Linked DNA regions of Homo sapiens: all the other regions are linked to region 3. The links are chromatin loops, found by intact Hi-C in ENCODE. Cell type or tissue: OCI-LY7. All regions are shown on one strand. Each heading gives the region's core, and the rest is flanking DNA. Links, peaks and the distances in the headings are about the cores only.

Evidence for each region. A loop is a pair of places that touch in the nucleus more often than their neighbours do. Peaks named below come from ENCODE experiments on the same cell type or tissue, not always from the same donor. Only the 100,000 strongest peaks of a DNase experiment are listed, where the experiment ranks them.
Region 1: it touches region 3 in a loop (2.9-fold over the local background); 15 of 110 quality-filtered maps call a loop at or near these places.
Region 2: it touches region 3 in a loop (6-fold over the local background); 2 of 110 quality-filtered maps call a loop at or near these places.

What each region holds. Positions count from the first base shown.
Region 1 is chr21:33,966,231-33,971,230 of GRCh38, forward strand. LINC00649 (long intergenic non-protein coding RNA 649) reads left to right here. Exons shown (of 3, transcript NR_038883.2): 3 at 3,007-4,956. LOC124905013 (a long non-coding RNA gene) reads right to left here and starts at 2,234. Exons shown (of 2, transcript XR_007067847.1): 1 at 2,003-2,234; 2 at 871-1,120. In OCI-LY7, for the core only: no CTCF peak of the experiment used is centred there; a DNase peak (open chromatin) is centred at 2,271; H3K4me3 peaks cover 1,005 bases; H3K27ac peaks cover 349 bases.
Region 2 is chr21:34,345,644-34,350,643 of GRCh38, forward strand. No RefSeq gene overlaps it. Among named protein-coding and RNA genes, the nearest start is that of KCNE2, 16 kb to the right of the region's middle. In OCI-LY7, for the core only: CTCF peaks have their summits at 2,448 (motif pointing left) and 2,648; a DNase peak (open chromatin) is centred at 2,438.
Region 3 is chr21:34,016,165-34,024,552 of GRCh38, forward strand. The region is part of intron 2 of LOC105372790 (a long non-coding RNA gene); the gene reads left to right. It overlaps LOC105372789 (a long non-coding RNA gene), which reads right to left and starts at 2,872. Exons shown (of 3, transcript XR_937678.4): 1 at 2,576-2,872; 2 at 1,277-1,404; 3 at 1-1,048. RefSeq lists enhancers at 2,097-2,286, 2,684-2,843, 4,317-4,496. In OCI-LY7, for the core only: CTCF peaks have their summits at 4,256 and 4,458; DNase peaks (open chromatin) are centred at 2,987, 3,497, 4,167, 6,937 and 1 weaker place; H3K4me3 peaks cover 3,838 bases; H3K27ac peaks cover 5,000 bases.

The DNA of each region.
Region 1 (5,000 bases), core at 1-5,000, 52 kb before region 3:
GTATATATAAAGTATATAACATAAAAATCAGAAATAAACATAAGGAATGTAAGTATTGAAATTACATTGTGAGCTTGCTTTTTGTACTCAGACCTTCCCCACAGTGTTAGGATGGTTTCATTGGCAAATAAAAGAAACTGAACCCAACCCAGCTTAGGACTTCAGGAAAATTGATTGAATGATTGCTTGATTGCTTCTATGATTGAAAACGCTGCCTCACCTCCAGGCCTCCCTGGCTTGATGCCCAGAGGGGCAAAAGGAGCTTCTCTTTTCTCCCAGCAGTCACATGTCAAATCCTAGATGAGCTCAGGCTGGCCTTACTTGGACACACGCCCCTCCCTTGGGCCTTTGACTTAGCAGGAAGGATGGGGGGCTAATTAGCCAGAACTTGAGGGGGCCAGACACTGTGACTGAACCCCCAGAATCAATACCATCAGCTTTGGGGAGAAGCAGCTCCCAGGAAAAAGAAACAGTAATTGCCTATAATCTTGCTTTTCTTTCCATGCTGACAAGAGACATTTTCCCTGAGACTGACAGAAAGCGCTGTGTTATAAAGAACTAGTCCTTTCTCTTAGCTGTTTTCATAATTCCAGGTGTTTTCTGTTCCAGTCAAAAGACTCGAGAAAAGAAAAATTTCCCAAGAGAGAGGATCAACTTCTTCTTTATTTTGGGAACAGTAGCTAAAATGTGGTCTCTGGACCCAGGCTAACCTAGATTTCAACACTGCATCTCCTGTGGAGTGTAGGAACTTGGGAATTTAGGTCCAGTTGGCCTTCACTTTCCCTGTTTGCAAAACAGAGATAAAATTATACCCCTCTTAGTTTTATGGTAAGGATTAGATAAAATAACACGTATTACCAAATAGCACAGTTCTTGGTAGATTTTCTTTTATTTACTTTCTCCTTCAAATACCCACTGGGTAATTTTTTACCCCTCGAGAAGCCTTGGAAAAGCAGTGATACTGGATGCATTCCCTTATCTTATCACTTGTCACATTCATTATGCTGAAATCATTCATTTAAGTGTGACTCTCTCTTTTATTTTCCATCAGGCGGCAGGTTCCTTGAGATCCAGGGCCATGTGTTATCCGTTTTGATGTCCCCAGTGTCAGACTTAATGCCTGGGAACACAATAGGAATTCAACCAATGTGGAGCTGCTGAACTATTGAACCACCAGATAGAGCTTTTGAGGGTGACCGATCGTTATTGCCTTTAGAAAAGCAAGATTGGTGGGTTACACCCACACAGAGCCAAGTTAGACTATTTTCTGGAATTTGTTTAACCCAGGGTATGTATTTACCTGGACCACAAAGAGAATGTTGATGTGACCAAGTCATCTTATAGGGGAATGGCAAGGAAGGGAAGAGGCAACAGGGAGTTACATGGCTGGGTTGGAATCTTAACTCTCCCGCCTACTTGCTTGTGGAATCTGAAGCAAGTTTTTTCATCTATTTCTACCTCAGTTTTCTGATTTTTAAAATGGTACAATAATACCAACTACATGGGACTATTGGGATAATTAAATGAGACAATGTATTTAAAAAGCCACTGCAGGCCGGGCGTGGTGGCTCATGCCTGTAATCCCAGCACTTTGGGAAGCCGAGCAGTTGGATCACTTGAACTCAGGAGTTCGAGACCAGCCTGGGCAACATGATGAAACCCCATCTCTACAAAAATACAAAAAAATTAGCCGGGCATGGTTGGCATTTGCCTGTAGTCCCAGCTACTCGGGAGACTGAGGTGGGAGAATCGCTTGAACCTGGGAAGCAGAGGTTGCAGTGAGCCAAGATTGCATCACTGAACTCCAGCCTGAGACCCTGTTTCAAAAAAAAAAAAAAAAAAAAAAAAAAAAAAAAAAAAAAAGCCACTGCCTTGAGGCATCAACATACAATATGGAAGAGTCCCTGAGCTGGGGCCACAGGGTTTGCTTGGTAGGCACTGTGTTTGTAGGAGTACAGTCTTAACTGCTGTAACAAAGGGGCTCCAAAGTACAGTGACTTACCAAGAGAGAAGTTGATCTGTTTCCATGTCACAGTCTGGAGGTCAGCAGGTCAGGGCTGCTGGGGTAGCTCCACATCCTTAATACGTGCTTTCCATTTCTGTGTCTAAGGAGATACCCTGGTTCTTCTCCTCTCCTTCCAGCAGTGGAAAGGGGGAAAGGGACTGGGCACAAGGGGTCGATGATACTACCAATTTTTTGAGGGCAAGATCAGGATGTGACCCTCATCACTTCTGCTGGCTTTACCTCGTCACATGACCATGGCTACTGCAAGGGAGACTGGGAAATGTAGTCTTTGGCCAGGCAGCCATGTTGCCAGCTAAAATTTATACTACAGAAGTATAGAAAAACAAAAATTGGGAGACAACCAGCCACCTGCCATAGCCACTTAGGACCTCACGAAAAAAGGCAAGAGTGATAGTTACCTCTCAAAAGGGCTCTTTGCTGGGTTCCCTTGGCAGCAAGTGCATAGTACAAAGTCTAACTCCCCATGAACCAGAAGGGAATTCAGGAAATGATTCAGGCTCCCTGGCTGACTCAAACACTCAGGATCCTGGAGAGAAAAGTAGCCATACACCCATTTGGGGCTTGGGGTTTAGTTTATAATAATAATAATGACTTTGGCACAGAAAACTTCCTGAGGGTTAATGAATGACTGGCTTGGATTAATAGCCCAAATCACTGCTGAAATCTATCAACTCCTTCCAGCTTCATATTAATCTACAGGAAATTCTTTGTATACCGAGCTATTACAGCTTCAATCTCACAAAATAAAAATGAATGGATGTTTCATTAGAACTTGGAAAAAAACTTGATCACCATTGTGGGTGGCCACCATGCTGTTATTATTTTTTTTCCAGGCACATTTCCTGCATTTCCTCCGGTTCTCTTTCTGGCTTCAATTTGCTGCAGTGGCAACAGCAGCAGCTGGCCCTCTAGACTAACATCTCCTTGCTATTTATAATACACTTTGCAATGCTCATTATTTCTTAACTTTGTCTTCCCAGATAGACTGGGAGCTCCATGAGGTCCGAGACAACCTGAAGACGCCCAGCTCAGCAGAGACTGGCTACGGCAATCACTCAGTAACTATTTGTTGAATTGGACATAATAGAAGAGCTGAAGAATTTTAAACAAGTCACCATCAGTGCAGTGGATTCCTCAAAGCAAACCTGGAAATCTCGGCATGAGTTGGATTTAAGGCAGTACATTTTCAGCTCCTGAAAATTTGAACAGTTTCTCAAGAGAACAACTTGAAACAGAAAGGCAAGGATGTAGATGTGGTTGTAGAAGATGATGTCTGCGGCCACCAAACTGTCCACTGTGAAGACAAACCATGCATGTTTAGTAGGCAGTGGCTCCTCTTCCCTGTGGGGAGTCCCACTGCTTCCCTGGCCTGGGTGTTCTCTGCCGGTAGATGTTATTGACAAAATAAGCAAAGTCCTCTGATTCTGAGAATTAGAGTTAATGATAGCTCTAGATTGCCTCTGCCATGCTATTTAAAGTCCTGCTTTATTGTCTGACATGAGTTCGGCATCTATGAGGACTTGTCCAGTGCAAAGTACAATCTCCACTGAAAGATATCACCAGCACATCTTGTCACTGTGCTGTAGCAAGCTGGGCAGTACAATGATGTTGGCAGGATCCTGTTTAGGTGGAGGATGGCCACCTGGGCATCAAGAATCTTCTACCCTGATTCCACATTGACTCCCCAAAGTGGGCTTCAGACAGCTCTTTACTTACGTCTTCTGATTAAAGCAGCAGACAGGGTCCCAGCTAGAGAAAAGTTCTGGGAGCAGGAGAGGTGTTGGTGGCTTTAAAACCAGGGGTGAAGATTGAATTAGGAGGTTAGGCAGGAGTAGGATCAAAGACTTAGAAAATGCTTGTTTCCTCCTATTATTCTTATGAGAGCTGATACGGGGCTTTCAGTTTTGGGGGAGAGCCTTGGAAGAGAATGAGGGAATTTAATCAACTAGCGGGACCTTTCCAACTTACATTTCCCAGTGTTTGTTGGATGATACGTTTGCCTAATAAGTTAAAGCTTCCAAAAATAGAAAGGAAAGCTTGGTGACACTAAGCTCTGGCATGCTGTCATCTTCTGGCTAGGGGTCTTGTGCTTCTGTTTTTCTATTTCTGACCAAAGACATAAAATGTGTTGTGACCTCTCAGGTAATGCTGTGGTATCATGTCCAAGCAGTAACTAACCAGAGTGGAGTTTTTACAGGTAAAAAAGTATTGAATAGCTCAGCAACAGGGAGGACTTAATGATAAATTGCTTTTTCAGAAAATGACAAGGGGACAGACACTTGCGGTTCTTCCATTGAGAGCCTTAAGGAAGTTAAGCGAAGCCTCTGCTCACCCCTTCAAGTAACGATGACCCATCAGATCGTGGTCATAACCAGTAGCATCTGAGGCACCCCTAAGCTCTCTGGGCCCCAGATTCCTTGTTAAGTTAAATGAGGTGACTTCCCAGTTTACCATTCTAGGGGTTCCTGAGGAGTTAAAAATGAAGGAGAAAATGCAACATGTACCAAGTGAGCAAGAGCTCAAGGCTTATCTCTGGCACGAAAGTGACCGCTGTCCGTTAGAGATGTGATTGCCCTAGATTTCCTTTAGGAAATGCAAACATTGAACTCTGGCCTTCAGGACCCAAGTCCCGGCTTGCATCTATTCTATACACTTTCTGTTATTTGTTAGGGCTCACAAGGAACAGTTATTTATCTTTTATTTTCTATTTTTTTTTTAGAGATGGAGTCTCACTCTGTCTCCCAGGCTGGAGTGCAGTGGTGCCATCTCAGCTCACTGCAACCTCCACCTCCCGGGTTCAAGCAATTCTCCTGTCTCAGCCTCCTGAGTAGCTGGGACTACAGGCGTGTGCCATCATGCCCGGCTAATTTTTAGTATTTTTAGTAGAGGCAGGGTTTCACCATATTGGCCAGGCTGGTCTTGAACTCCTGATCTCAAGTGATCTACCCTCCTTGGCCTCCCAAACTGCTGGAAT
Region 2 (5,000 bases), core at 1-5,000, 330 kb after region 3:
TCCTGACCCTGGAACATTCAAGCCTCCTTACTGACCCAGACAGTGGGTGGCTGATGGGAACCATATGCTGGAAGTCTTCCGGTGGGGCAGGAAGGGGCCTCATTCCAAACCCCATGCTGAGAAAGGAGCTGGCCGGCTCGGACCACTTATTGTCCCCTGCTGGGAGGGGTGACGCTGCGGCTTGCTGGACTATCTCCCCTTTGATGAAGAATGCCATCCTCTGGGATGGGCGGCAAAGAAAGGGCCAGCCTGTGACTTCTGTCAGCTCCCCCGCTGCATCTTAGATGTGCCTATCCTGGGAGATTTCCGGACCAGAAAACTCATCTTTAAAAAGCTTCGTACCTGCCCCAGGTCCCGGGGGATCCCATGTCCCGTCCTCCCCTCCGGCCCCAGCTGCAGCAAATGTCTCCTAACAGGGGCCCAACTCCCAGTAGCCACCTTAATCACATGGCAGGAGTGTCTATTTTCGTTACATAAACAGAGTTGTCTACATTTGGATTCCGGGGCTGGCTACAGGAATTTGTAAACAGCGTGGTGTACGTGTTTCACAGAAAGTTGCCAGGCTGTGCTCTCTTTCCCACTGCCTGTTGTCCAGTTTTCCCTTTTATAGAGAGTCTGGCTGGGAAAGAGAGACAGAACTTATTTGGGAATAGAGGACAATCTCTCAGGCAAATTCCTCTCCCCCCACCCTAGTCACCGCTACCTCCTCGGCTTCAATTTTGAGGTCTGATTCAAAATTAAGACCCTTCTGAATTATGAATCCCTCCTAAATGCTAGCTTCTATAGATATAAATATAAACCTCATGGAAAACAAATTTGGGGAGATTTTATTCCCAGAAGGGTAACAAGGAATTTTGAAGTTTGAGGTAGATTTTAAAAACTCTTGGACACTGCTGTCCCTATCTGAGCTGAGATCCCACATAACATCATGACATTCCACTGGTCTCCTACTTCCCCCAGGAGCTGTCTTGAGCTTGCAGCAGAGGCTTTTAAGGCTCTGGAGTGAGGGCAGCAGTAGCCCCAAGGAAAAGAGGGGTGCCCACTTTTTCCTTTCATTTAATAACCATTAATGAAGCATCTATTGAGATTAGATTCTGTGTTCAGCACTGTGGGCCTGAGAAGATGTTTAACACAAATCATTGGTGTCAAAAAACTGCAGCGAGGCCGGGCATGGTGGCTCACACGTGTAATCCCAGAACTTTGAGAGGCCAAGGCCGGCAGATCACTTGAGGCCAGGAGTTCGCCATCAGCCTGGCTAACATGCTGAAACCCCATCTTTATTAAAAATATGAAAATTAGCCGGGCGTCGTGGTTCACACCTGTAATTCCAGCTACTCGGGAGGCTGAGACAGAGAATCACTTGAATCCAGGAGGTGGAGGTTGCAGTGAGCCGAGATCGCGCCACTGCACTCTAGCCTGGGAGACAGAGCGAGACTACACCTTAAAAATCAGACAAACAAACAAACAAAAAACCTGCAATGAAAGATGGACTTGTTAAGAGTCACTGAGATGGATTTGGGATGGCAGAGTGGATTTGCTGAAGGAATGAATGAAAAATAGGTCTGTGACTGACAATGAAGCCTGTTACAGTGGTTGAAGTTGAATCTGCATCTTAAATTCAGTGTAGGCTAACTTTTGCTCTAACCGAAAGCTAGGGTCACAAGCCATCCTGCTTTGCCTGGGACTAATGGGATACTCAGGACACAGGATGGAAAAGTTCTCAGGCAAACTAGTGCAAATTGGCCACCCTACTTAAAATTCAAAGAAAAGAGAACGAGGAAGAAAACTCCTGTGTAGGAACTATCCAAACTAGGAAAAATAACCATGAGAGGTCACTGGGACATGAAGCATATATGAGCAGTTATTTTTCTCCTTTTATGGGAGAATGAAGAAAAAGAAAATAATCTACCCATGTAGAAAGAAATAGAGGGAAATTAATGAGTTATGAGAAAATGGGCATTGACAATCAAAACAAAAGGGCTTACATTCTTAAAACATTCTCGAACAAACCTGGCATTAAACAAAGCTACTGATACATTTTAACTTCATCTGCACAGATAACTGCAAAGAAATGCATGGCTTTTAATCACTCCAAATGCTGTAAGGGTCTGAACACATCCATTTCCCAAGAGCATCTGTGTTCAGAACAGGTGAAGTTAGAATAAGCAGCGGTTTAAAATAATGTTTAGTAAGAAAAGTTTAATGTTATACCTAGATGTTGTATTTCTTTACCGGTTGCTGTAAAGTGTATCCTTTTTAGAAAGACGTGCAGATGTTAATAGTTAATGATTTTCAAGGAAGCAAGGATGTCTGCTATTTTAATAAAGAGCTTACTGTGCTAGAAATGTCATAGTTAGTCTGGAAGCATGCACCGTGATGTCAGATCAGTTGAGGGCTCTGGCAAAGTGTAGCTGGTCCCTTGGATTAATAAAGCTCAGATTTGGCGCCACCTGGCGGCAGCTACCCAAATTTCAGGTACAGAACCCAGGAAGAGAGAAACACATCGCGCATTTTAAGCTTAGCCAGTGGCAGAAGGCCAGGCGCGGTGGCTCACGCCTGTAATCCTAGCACTTTGGGAGGCCGAGGCAGGAGGATCGCTTGAGCCCAGGAGTTGGAGACCAGCCTGGACAACATGGCGACATCCCATCTCTACAAAAAATACAAAAATTAGGCGTGGTGGCGCGTGCCAGGCTGAGGTGGGAGGATCTGTTGAGCCCAGGAGGTCAAGGCTGCAGTGAGCCCTGACTGCAACACTACACTCCAGCCTGGGTGATAGAGTGAGACCCTGTCTCAAAAAAAAAAAAAAAAAAAAAAAAAAAAAAAAAAAAAGGCAGCAAAGGCCATTTCTATCACCAAAAGCAATATTTTATGCATTTTTGAATTGTGAGTTGTGCAAAAGAACCTGGGTCCTCTTGTCCAAAACTTTTCATTCAGAGTATGAGTTTTTGTAGCCTTTTTTTCTCAGCTGTCAGATGAGGTTCTTTGTAACTACCTTGCAGGGTTGGCATAAAACCAGAGCCATGGTATATAAAGTTTCTTACACCATGAAATACTACGCAGCCACAGAAAAGAACAAGATCAAGTCCTTTGCAGGAACATGGATGGAGCTGGAGGCCATTATCCTTAGCAAACTAACACAGGGACCAAAAACCTGATACCGTGTGTTCTCACTTATAAGTGGAAGCTAAATGGTGAGAACCGATGGACACAAGGAGGGGAACAACAGACACGGGAGCCTACTTGAGGGTGGATGGTGGGAGGAGGGAGGGGAGCAGGAAAGACAACTATTGGATACTAGGCTTAGTACCTGGGTGACAAAATAATCTTTACAACAAACCCCCATGACACAAGTTTATCTATATAACAACCCCTGCACGTGTACCCCCAAACCTAAAATATAAGTTTTTTTTACAAGAAGCTATTACTTTAAATAAATAAATAAATAAATAAATAAATAAATAAGGTTTCTTGCACATTGCCTGGCACTCAGGAGTTGCTCAATAAATGGGAGTAGCTGAGCTGGTAGCAATGGCTGCTGACGTTACTGATGGGCAGGGTGAACCTGAAAGTGCTGGCTGTGGGCTGTAGGTTCAGATTGCACTTGAACTTTGCTGCCACCAGTAATTTCCTGAGAGTGGATAATGCAGGGTTGCTTGAACAGTCGAGACACATGAGAATCTGAAAGTGCTGCTGGAGCCTGGGCTCTCTAACGGAAGCAGAGCACAAGGTCAAGTTTCCTGGGCAAGACCTTTCCCAGAGGCTCGAACAAGGACCTAAGTTCTTGCCCAACCTTTGACAAGTTTCCAGAGATGTTATGAAGAGGAGACAGTTCTTTCTGAGACTGGGCAAACAGGGAAGGTAGTGAAAAATGCTAATAATTTGTTTTGTTTTGTTTTTGAGACGCAGTCTCGCTTTGTTGCCCAGGTTGGAGTGCAGTGGCACCATCTCGGCTCATTGCAACCTCTGCCTTTTGGGTTCAAGTGATTCTCCTGCCCCAGCCTCCCCAGTAGCTGGGACTACAGGTGTGCACCACCATACCTGGCTAATTTTTGTATTTTTAGTAGAGACAGGGTTTCACCATATTGGCCAGGCTGGTCTTGAACTCTGAGCTCAGGCAATCTGTCCACTTCAGCCTCCCAAAGTGCTGGGATTACAGGTGTCAGCCACCACACCCAGCCTAAATACTAAGAATTTTTAAAGAAGGAATTGATGCTTATAGAATTTTGGTTCCTTTTTCTGTAGAATCAATAGGCTGGACTAGATCATCTTTAAGGCCCCATATAGTTGTTTTGTGTTTTTTTGAGACAGGGTCTTGCTCTGTTGCCCAGGCTGGAGTGCAGTGGTACAAGCCCAGCTCGCTGCAGCCTTGACCTCCTAGGCTCAAGTGATTCTCCCCCATCAGCCTCTCGAGTTGCTGGGACCACAGGCATGCACCACCACACCTGGCTAATTTTTATTTTTCTTTGTAGAGTCAGGAGTCTCACTACATTGCCCAGGCTGGTCTCAAACCTGGGCTCAAGTGATCCTCCCAATTCTGCCTCTTGAAATCCTGGGATTACAGGCGTGAACCACCACCCTTGGCTAATTCTAACATTCTTGAATCCTAAGAGTTCATGACCAAGGAATACAAAAAGCACAGCCCTGTTGGTGAGGATTTGGAGCAGCTGGATCTTCATTCATTACTGGTAGGGATGTAAAATGGTCTAGCAACTCTGAAAACTCATCTGGCAGTTTCTTATAAAATTAATCATGTACCTGCTATGTAACCCAGAGATTGCCCAAAGAAATGAAAATGTATGTTCACACCAAAACCTGTACATGAACTTTCATAGCATCTCTATTTGTGATAGCAAAAGCTGGAAATAACTCAGAGTAACAGATATTTAATGGTTAAATATTCATATGATGGGGTACTACTCAGCAATAAAACGAAACTAGCTCTTGATATACACAACTCGGATGGATGTCAAGAGCATTATATAGAGTGAGGAAAAGCTGAT
Region 3 (8,388 bases), core at 2,014-7,013:
ACCAACACACTGGGGTCAGCTCCCTGGACACATGAGCATGCTGATTGAAGAGCATCTTGTTTTATTAGAAGCATAAGTTCTATCATCTGTTCTCCATAGTAAAGAGGGGTCTTTCTAGCTTCCAAGTATAGCAATGAATTCTGGATAGAATTGTATCTGGCCCTCTTTGTGAAATTCCAGATACTTGGGGGAATGTCCTGGGACACTGGAAGAAATTTTTTTTTTTTTTTTTTGATGAGATGGAGTCTCGCTCTGTCTCCTAGGCTGGAGTGCACTGGCGTAATCTCGGCTCACTGGAGCCTCTGCCTCCTGGGTTCAAGTGATTCTTCTACCTCAGCCTCCCGAGTAGCTGGGATTACAGGCATGTGCTACCACACCCAGCTAATTTTTGTATTTTTAGTAGAGATGGGGTTTCACCATGTTGGCCAGGCTGGTCTCGAACTCCTGACCTCAGATGATCCGCCCACCTTGGCCTCCCAAAGTGCTGGGATTACAGGGATGAGCCACGTGCCTGGCCTTCTTTTTTTCTTTTTGAGACAGTTTCACTCTTGTCACCCAGGATGGAGTGCAGTGGCGTGATCTCAGCTCAGTGCAACCTCCGACTCCCAGGTTCAAGTGATTCTCCTGCCTCAGCCTCCCACGTAGCTGGGACTACAGGCATGCGCCACCACATCCAGCTAATTTTTGTATTTTTAATAGAGACGGGGTTTCACCCTGTTGGCCAGGCTGGTCTTGAACTCCTGACCTCAAGTGATCCACCCACCTCGGTGTCCCAAAGTGCTGGGATTACAGGCGTGAGCCACTGCACGAGGCCTGATAAATTTCAATGATTTGACTGTTCTGGTGGATGAAGGCCTTGGATATTTCTCCTTGTAGGGGGAATCAGTTGTTCTGAAGAACTTTGGTGTTTGCCTTAAGATGATGAGTAGAAGCTTCTCTGTGACAACTGCATTTCACACTCATGAAAACATTCCAGTAATATTAACCACGTGGCTCTTGTAATCTTAAAAAGTCCCATATTGCTTCAGCAATTTTGTCAAGGGGGTTGCTAGGAAAAAAAGGGAGGGGTGGCAGAATGTCAATTTTCTTTAGGGTGGCAATAAGCTCAGCTAAGATTGTACATTTCTCAGATTCCTTGTAGTCAGGGGAGACCTTTGGCAATTCTGGCTAATGAGAAGTAAGCAGATGTTACAGGGTGGGGCTTCCAGGAAAGCTCTTTAAAAGAAGACAGAAAAAAAAAAAAATGTTGGTGTCAGGGGAATAAATTGGCACGCACCTTTCATCATCTGTTGTCCCATTTCTTCTCCCTGGAATGCTGATGCAATGCTGGAGGCAGAGTCGCCATTTTGTAGTCATGCGGTGACTGTGAGCACGAAGGCACAAACTAAGCAGGGAAACAAATAGCTAGAAGAAACATCAGTTATAGACACTGTTGTGCAGCTGCCATACCAATCCTGAATGGCTTACCACAGCAGCCCTTTACATGAGAAAAGCAAAGCCCCTAATTTGTGTAAGTTAATATTTTGGGAGTTTCTGTTACTTGCAGTCAAACCCAACATCTAACTGAATCAGAGGTATTTTCAGTCTACACTAGTGGTTGAGAGTATGGACTTTGAGGTCTGGCAGACCTACTGATATGTTGAGCTATGTGACCTTGGACATACTGCCTCACATTTCTCAGATGCTTCATTTGTAAGATGGAATCAACAACAGTACTAACCACTGGGTTGTTTTAAGGATAAGTTGATATATTTTAAGAGCTAATTAGCTCAGTGCCTGACACATACCAACAACTGACTAGATGTAGATGGTAGAGCGAAACTGAAGTTGCCTTCCAATACAGATAGAGGGTGCGCAGTTATGTACAAGAAGTTTTAAAACTAGGGCACAGGCTGGGTGTGGTGGCTCATGCCTGGTAATCCCAGCACTTTGGGAGGCCGAGGCAGGAGGATCACTTGAGGTCAGGAGTTTGAGACCAGCCTGGCCAACATGGTGAAACCTTATCTCTACTAAAAATACAAAAATTAGCTGGATGTGGTGGTGGGAACCTCTAAGCCCAGCTACTCAGGAGGCTAAGGCAGGAGAATCTCTTGAGCCCAGAAGGCAGAGGTTACAGTAAGCCGAGATTGTACCACTGCACTCCAGCCTTGGTGACAGAGTGAGGTCTTGTCTCAAAAAGCAAAAACAAAACCAAAACTAGGGCATGATTTGGCAGCACTGTGTCTTGGACACTGAATATTATACAGCTGCTGGACTTCATTGTCATGTGAAAAATCAAGGTCATCTGATGCTAAGTGGATCTGGCCAGGCCTACCCTCAGACTGGTATTCCCTCTCTCTGCCCCTTCTAGGGGTCTATGGCTACAGATCATTGTAGGAAAACTATCTGACTCAACATATAGCCCTCCTTACTGGCTAAGGAGAATTAGGCAGTTATGCAGAGAGGACAGGCTGTAATGCATGTTCCATGGCCATCCCTTGACTCGGTTGCACCCAAAATGGACATCCAACACAAAGAGCCCATTTTGAAGGCTGGCCAGAGGCTGACCAAGGGTCCTAGTAGGAAAATTTCTTACCTCTGAGATGGCTGTTTCAAATGTTCTCATCTCTCCTTAGAACTCCTTCCCTTTCTCATTCCCATCTGATGATATTGCTTCTCATTGATTGTAGTGAGAAAATAGAAGCAATTGGAGGAGAACTGATTTATTCTCTCAGAACTGAATCTCTGCCCCTTGGCCCTGCCTTCCTTCCTGTTCCCAGGGATGAACTGGACCTGCTCCTTGCAGAGGAGAGCACTTCACCAGGGCACTGGGACCGTGTCCTCTTGCCACTCTGGAAAACCACTTCTCTCTCTCCTGTATCATGACATACAACTGTACCTTTCTTCTGGATCATTCTCTATGCAAATGAGCTCTAACCTCTCCATCTTAACAACACAACAACCTTCTCCCTTGAGGCTGAGCCCCTCCCTGCTCCCTTCTCACTGCTGTGCTTCCCTTTACAGCCACACACCTGGCCTGTCCTCACTGTTCTGAAAGTGCACTCATCAAGGTCACCAGTGACTCTTTTGTTGCCAAATGCAATGGCCAGTTCTGAGTCCTTGGTTTACCCAAACTTCAGCAGCATTTCACCCAAATGATTACTCCCTTTTTGAAAAACTGTCTCCACTTGCTGTCTTCAGTGTGAGAAATAGACAATAACCAATATTAATACCTTTATAACATAATGTGAACTCCATTATGGTGAGGGCTTTATTTCATTTACAGCTATATTCCTAGCATCCAGAATGGTGCCTGTTACATATAAGGCATGCAGTATATTTGTTGAATGGATGAATCTGGATCAGAGGTGAGCAAAGTGCAGATCACAGACCAAATCTGGCCCATTGCCTGTTTTGTATATAAAGTTTTATTGGAACACAGCTATCCTCATGCATTTGTGGATTGTACAAGGCTGCTTTCACACATCGGCAGAGTTGAATAGCTGTGACAGTGACTGTGTGACCTGCAAGGGCAAACATATCTACTATCTGGCCTTTTACAGCAAAACTTTGCTGACCCCTGATTTAGATAACTACTTCAACTTCCACTACATGCTGTGTGGGCAAGACCCTGACCCCACATGACCAATGAGAGAAAGTTCACATGGAAGAAACACAGCTGCCTCTTTCACCAGGAGCATTCTCAGGATTTGTCCATGGCCAAGGGCTGAGAAGGACTCTCTATGTAAATATAATAAAAGGGTATGGGGTGAAGATGGAAGCAAAAAAACAATTAATCCGTATTAATAAGAAAAACATTCCTGTGCAACCATTTTATATCATGCACTTTGCATATATGTTTCACTGAATGCTCCTATAATCCAGTGAGGCAGGCACTGTCATTTCCATTTTGCAGATGAGGAAATGAAAGCAAATGCAAGTTAAATGTTTTGCTGAAGGTCACAGAGCTACAGAATATCAGAAAAGGGGTAGCTGATGCCAGTACCAGGAATAGACCCTTGGGGCAGGGAGCAGCTGTGATAACCACAAGCACACACAGGGTTGTGATGACATGCAAGTGCTGTTCCCAGTCTGCCCATCTGTCTTGGGAAATCAAGGCCTAGGAAGATGGACTGACTTGCCCAAGGCCACCTGGCCGTGGTAAACGGCACAGCAGGACTTGATCTCACAGTCTGGCTTTAGACTCAGTTCCTCACTACTCTCCTGTAATGCATGACAGGTCCTTGATGAATAGCCGTTAAGCAAATAAACGAATTTGAAGGCAAATTTGTGGAATCCCAGCCAGTGCCTCTGCCTCCACCCTGCAGAGGCCACCCTTCTAAGGTTCAGAGGGCTCAGCAGCATCTGCTTAGAGTAGAGCTGGCAAGAAGGGGGAGGTGTTGTCGTAGAAATTACTAGAACATTTCAGGATTTATTCATTCTCTGTCTACATTTTTGTCTCTCTTGGGGCAGTGCCCATTTCCCTGGGGAAACTATCATTTCAATAACTGGTGATAACATCTGTCTTTAAACTTGTGAACCACTTGTAGAGATGTATTTCAGAAGGGAACTAAGGCTTCCGGTTTTAGGGCAGTTTCTTCCAAAATCATTGAAGTTGCTTTCTTACTCAATCCTGGCTACAGGTTTGAATTGTGCAACAAAATGTATCCCCCAACAGACTACTGTACAAATTATGCCCTCCATTGGGAGGTGAATTTTTTTCCCCTGTCAAAGTTACTTAACTTAAAAAAATTGGGATTTGATGTATTTCTCTTTCAAAATCAGATAAAGCCATCAATTTTATGTACATTTGGCCAGCTCTCAAGAGTGGGACAGGGGTATTCTAGAGAGGAAGCATTCTCTGCTCAGTAAGGCATGTTTTCGATTTTCTGGTTGTGGGGTAAAATTAATGATATCTTTCCTTCTGTATTAATCAACTCAGATTGCCGTAAGAAGATACTATAGATTGTGTGGCTAAACCAACAGACATGCATTTTTCACAGTTCTGGAGGCAGGAAGGTGAAGGTGCCAGCTGATTGGCTTCCAAGTAAGGCCTCTCTTCCTGACTTGCAGATGGCCGCCTTCTCGCTGTGTCCTCACATGGCCTTTCCTTAGTTTGTGCATATAGCAGGGCTGGGGTGGGAGTTGGGAGTGAGGGAGAGAGAGAGGAATTTCTCTTCCTCCTCTTATAAGGCAACCAATTCTATTGGGTTAGGGCCCCACCCTTCTGACCTCATTTAACCTTAATTATCTCCTAAATGCCCTATCTCCAGATACAATCTCACTGTGGGGATTGAGGCTTCAACATATAAATTTTGAGGACAACACAATTCAATCCCTCTCCTGGGACCCTGAGAACCATCCCATGTGACCTGATACTGTGAAAGTTTGCAAGCTGACTGCAAATATTGTTCAATCTGGTTTTGAGACCATGATTAACATGCTTCCATGTAGGAAGATCCCAAACTCTATTCTTTAGTTTCAAGTCCTTGCACACATGAGGAAAAAATTGTGTGCATTGTGCAGCAGTTAGTAGTTTTTCTGAATATTCCATACAGTAATAATAGCTTTGCTTAAAAGGTACCAGACACCCTACTACACCTTTTGTATCTCTAAGCATTTTGTATTATCTTTTAATCCTTTTCACAACCTTGTGACAGATGAAACAGTTATTATTATTCCCAGTTTATGGATGAAGAAACTCAGGTTTAGATAAGCTAGGTAACTTGCTCAAGAGAACACAACTAGGAAATGACTCAATTCAGGTTTGAACCCAGCACTGTGTAATTCCAAGGTATTCTCCTAACCACACTCCGTGTCTCCCAGTTGTTGATGAAACGTATACTTCCAAATACTTCATTCCACAATCATCAGGAATGATGGTTCAGCTTAATGCTTTAAAATTAACCTCTGGCTGAGAAGAAGTTAATTCAGTTTGGTTTAGTTCTTGCTTTTATTCAGATTTATCTTATCCATGTATTTTGGTTAGTAACCATTGAGGCAAAGGGATATTGCTCTGAAAAGCCACTCCTAACTTAAAACATTTTGCTTTTATTAGAATGTCAAAAAGGTTTTTGGTAAAAGACACTTCTAAAAAAAATCAGTGGAGAATGGTAATGGTGCCATTTCCCATTCTGTAATTTATTTTAATGACTGTCTTCTCTCATCTGTGTCGAGAGTGTCCTAAGGCAATTTTATGGGTTTTTTTAATTAAAAATTTTGCTCACTTTTCAGAAACCAAAAGAGAAAACTATCACAGAAAATGTTTTTCTCTTCTGTTTGTTCTGTGTTTCAAGTACTATGTTTCTATCATGATTAAAGTCATTTTTTTTTTGTCAAAGAAGTCCAGCTGTTTGAACCATCTGAACCGGAAGAGTGGAAAGGAATTGAGGTGTTTCTCCCTCCTTCTAGAAAGTTAAGGGTAGCAGAATTTGAACACCACAAGCCTCAGAGAGAAGTGACAGAGGTGAGGACAGATGACCTAATTGGTTATTCCTAGTTATTAGAATTAGGCGGCTTATCTCTTTTTTCCTAAATGTTTATACCTATGGGAGAATTTTCCAGCTTCCTGGGAACACAATTTTTTTTCTTTCTCGAGAGAGATAAGTGTGTTTACTCTCTGCAGTATCTATTCAACTGCAAGGAAGTATTGCAGGGCAGAAGCAAGCTCTTCAATACAAAGCAGCTCATTTCAAAGCATCCAGGCTTACTTTTGTTGTCTGTGCCTATTCATCCTATAAACTGCTCTTCATCAAAATAGTTAACTCTCCCCTGTTCTGCCCCCATCCACTCTTGAGAATGAGGGGATGGCAGGAAACCATCAATACAAAAATCTATGTGGCAACAACAACCATTTGGCCTGTTGAGAGGTGCTTATGCAGAAAGAAACACAAGAAAACAAAGAGGAAGTGTGTGAACTTCTGACCCTCTTTGCCACATGCCATTTGGTGGGTGGGTGGCATGAGCAAGCATCCTGCAGTGGGTGTTTTTATGGGACCAAGTGACAAAGAGCCAAACAGGGTGAGAACTCATGAGTAGCAAGTGGAAAACTACCAAGAGCTGTCCCATCACTCCTGCAACAAACTTCACCTCGCTCAAGGGAGGGTAGCTGAGGCTCCCTTCTCCAAATCCTGCAAGACACAGGCACTCTGATGGGGCCAGCTCTTCACTGCATGGGAGGGCTTTTGTTGAACAGTGAGTTTCTGTGCCCCGCTCCCTTTTTGGCCCCTTTTGCCCAAGTGGAGTGACACTTTATCAATTGGGGGGGCAGGCAACGAATAGAGGATATTAATGATTGCTAACGGACCCCCATCTGCTGTTCCGCCTGCAGCTTTTATGAAACCCACATTTTAAAATTAACACATGGAAAAGACAGTCTTAGCTCAAAAGTGTCAGCTAGGAAAGGAATTCAATTGATCCCCACTCTGTAGTTGTCTGAGTGGATCTGCTAAATGTGGACTTGCAGGAGGGCAAGAATTGTTCTGAAAACTGATATGAGAACACAGGCCAGCCTGTGCAGTGGCTACATCAAGGAATTCCAGAAGGTTTTACCTTTGGATTTAAATGTTGGCTTTAGCATTTGGTGGAAGTTTTCTGGGGAGATGAGAATATGATAACTCAGGGAGGAACAGTAAAAATTGGCTGAGGACGGCTAATGCCCTGGGGTTAGTGGTTTGCGTTTTCTTAGAACATGCAGGAAGGCAGGGGGCTTTTCTAGAAAGCACTCTGGGTCTGAAGATGTGAGAGCTGTGATTGAGCTGGGTTTAGCCTTTATTGTGACACTCTGGGCAAGAAACTTAACTTTTCTGAGTGTCTGTTAAAAGGTGACAATAAGACCCACATCTCTCAAACGAGACAGTGGGTGAGAAAGTGATTTGTAACACAGGACATTACAATAAATACTACATAAATTTTTTGTATAATAAAACTTGTAAATAATGTAGGCTGTCAATGCATCCGTTTGTTCAAGGAACATATATCTACAAGGAGCTGTTGATATACAATAAATAACAGACTCAGTCTCTGTCCTCACAAAGTTTACAGTTGACACTCACACGCAAACACAAAAGTCCTTTAAAGTGCGGTAAGTGCTATGATGGGTAAATAAAGGCTTCATAGAAGTTTATAAAGATGACGCCTACCCTGGTCTTGGGAAATTTCCAGGAGGCTTCCAGGAGGGAGTAATGTTCAAGCCAGGCTTAAATGCCATCTCCTCGGTGAGGACTCTCATGTACTGCTTAGTTAAAAACTTAACCCCTTACCCTCCTGTTTTATTTTTCTTTAAAGCACTAGCGCTATCTGATGCACTCCCTGTATTCACTTGCTGATAGTTTGTGTCTGTCTCTCTTAACCAAAGTGGAAGCTCATGAAGTGAGATATTTTTCTGTTTTGTTTTCTACCGCATCCTCT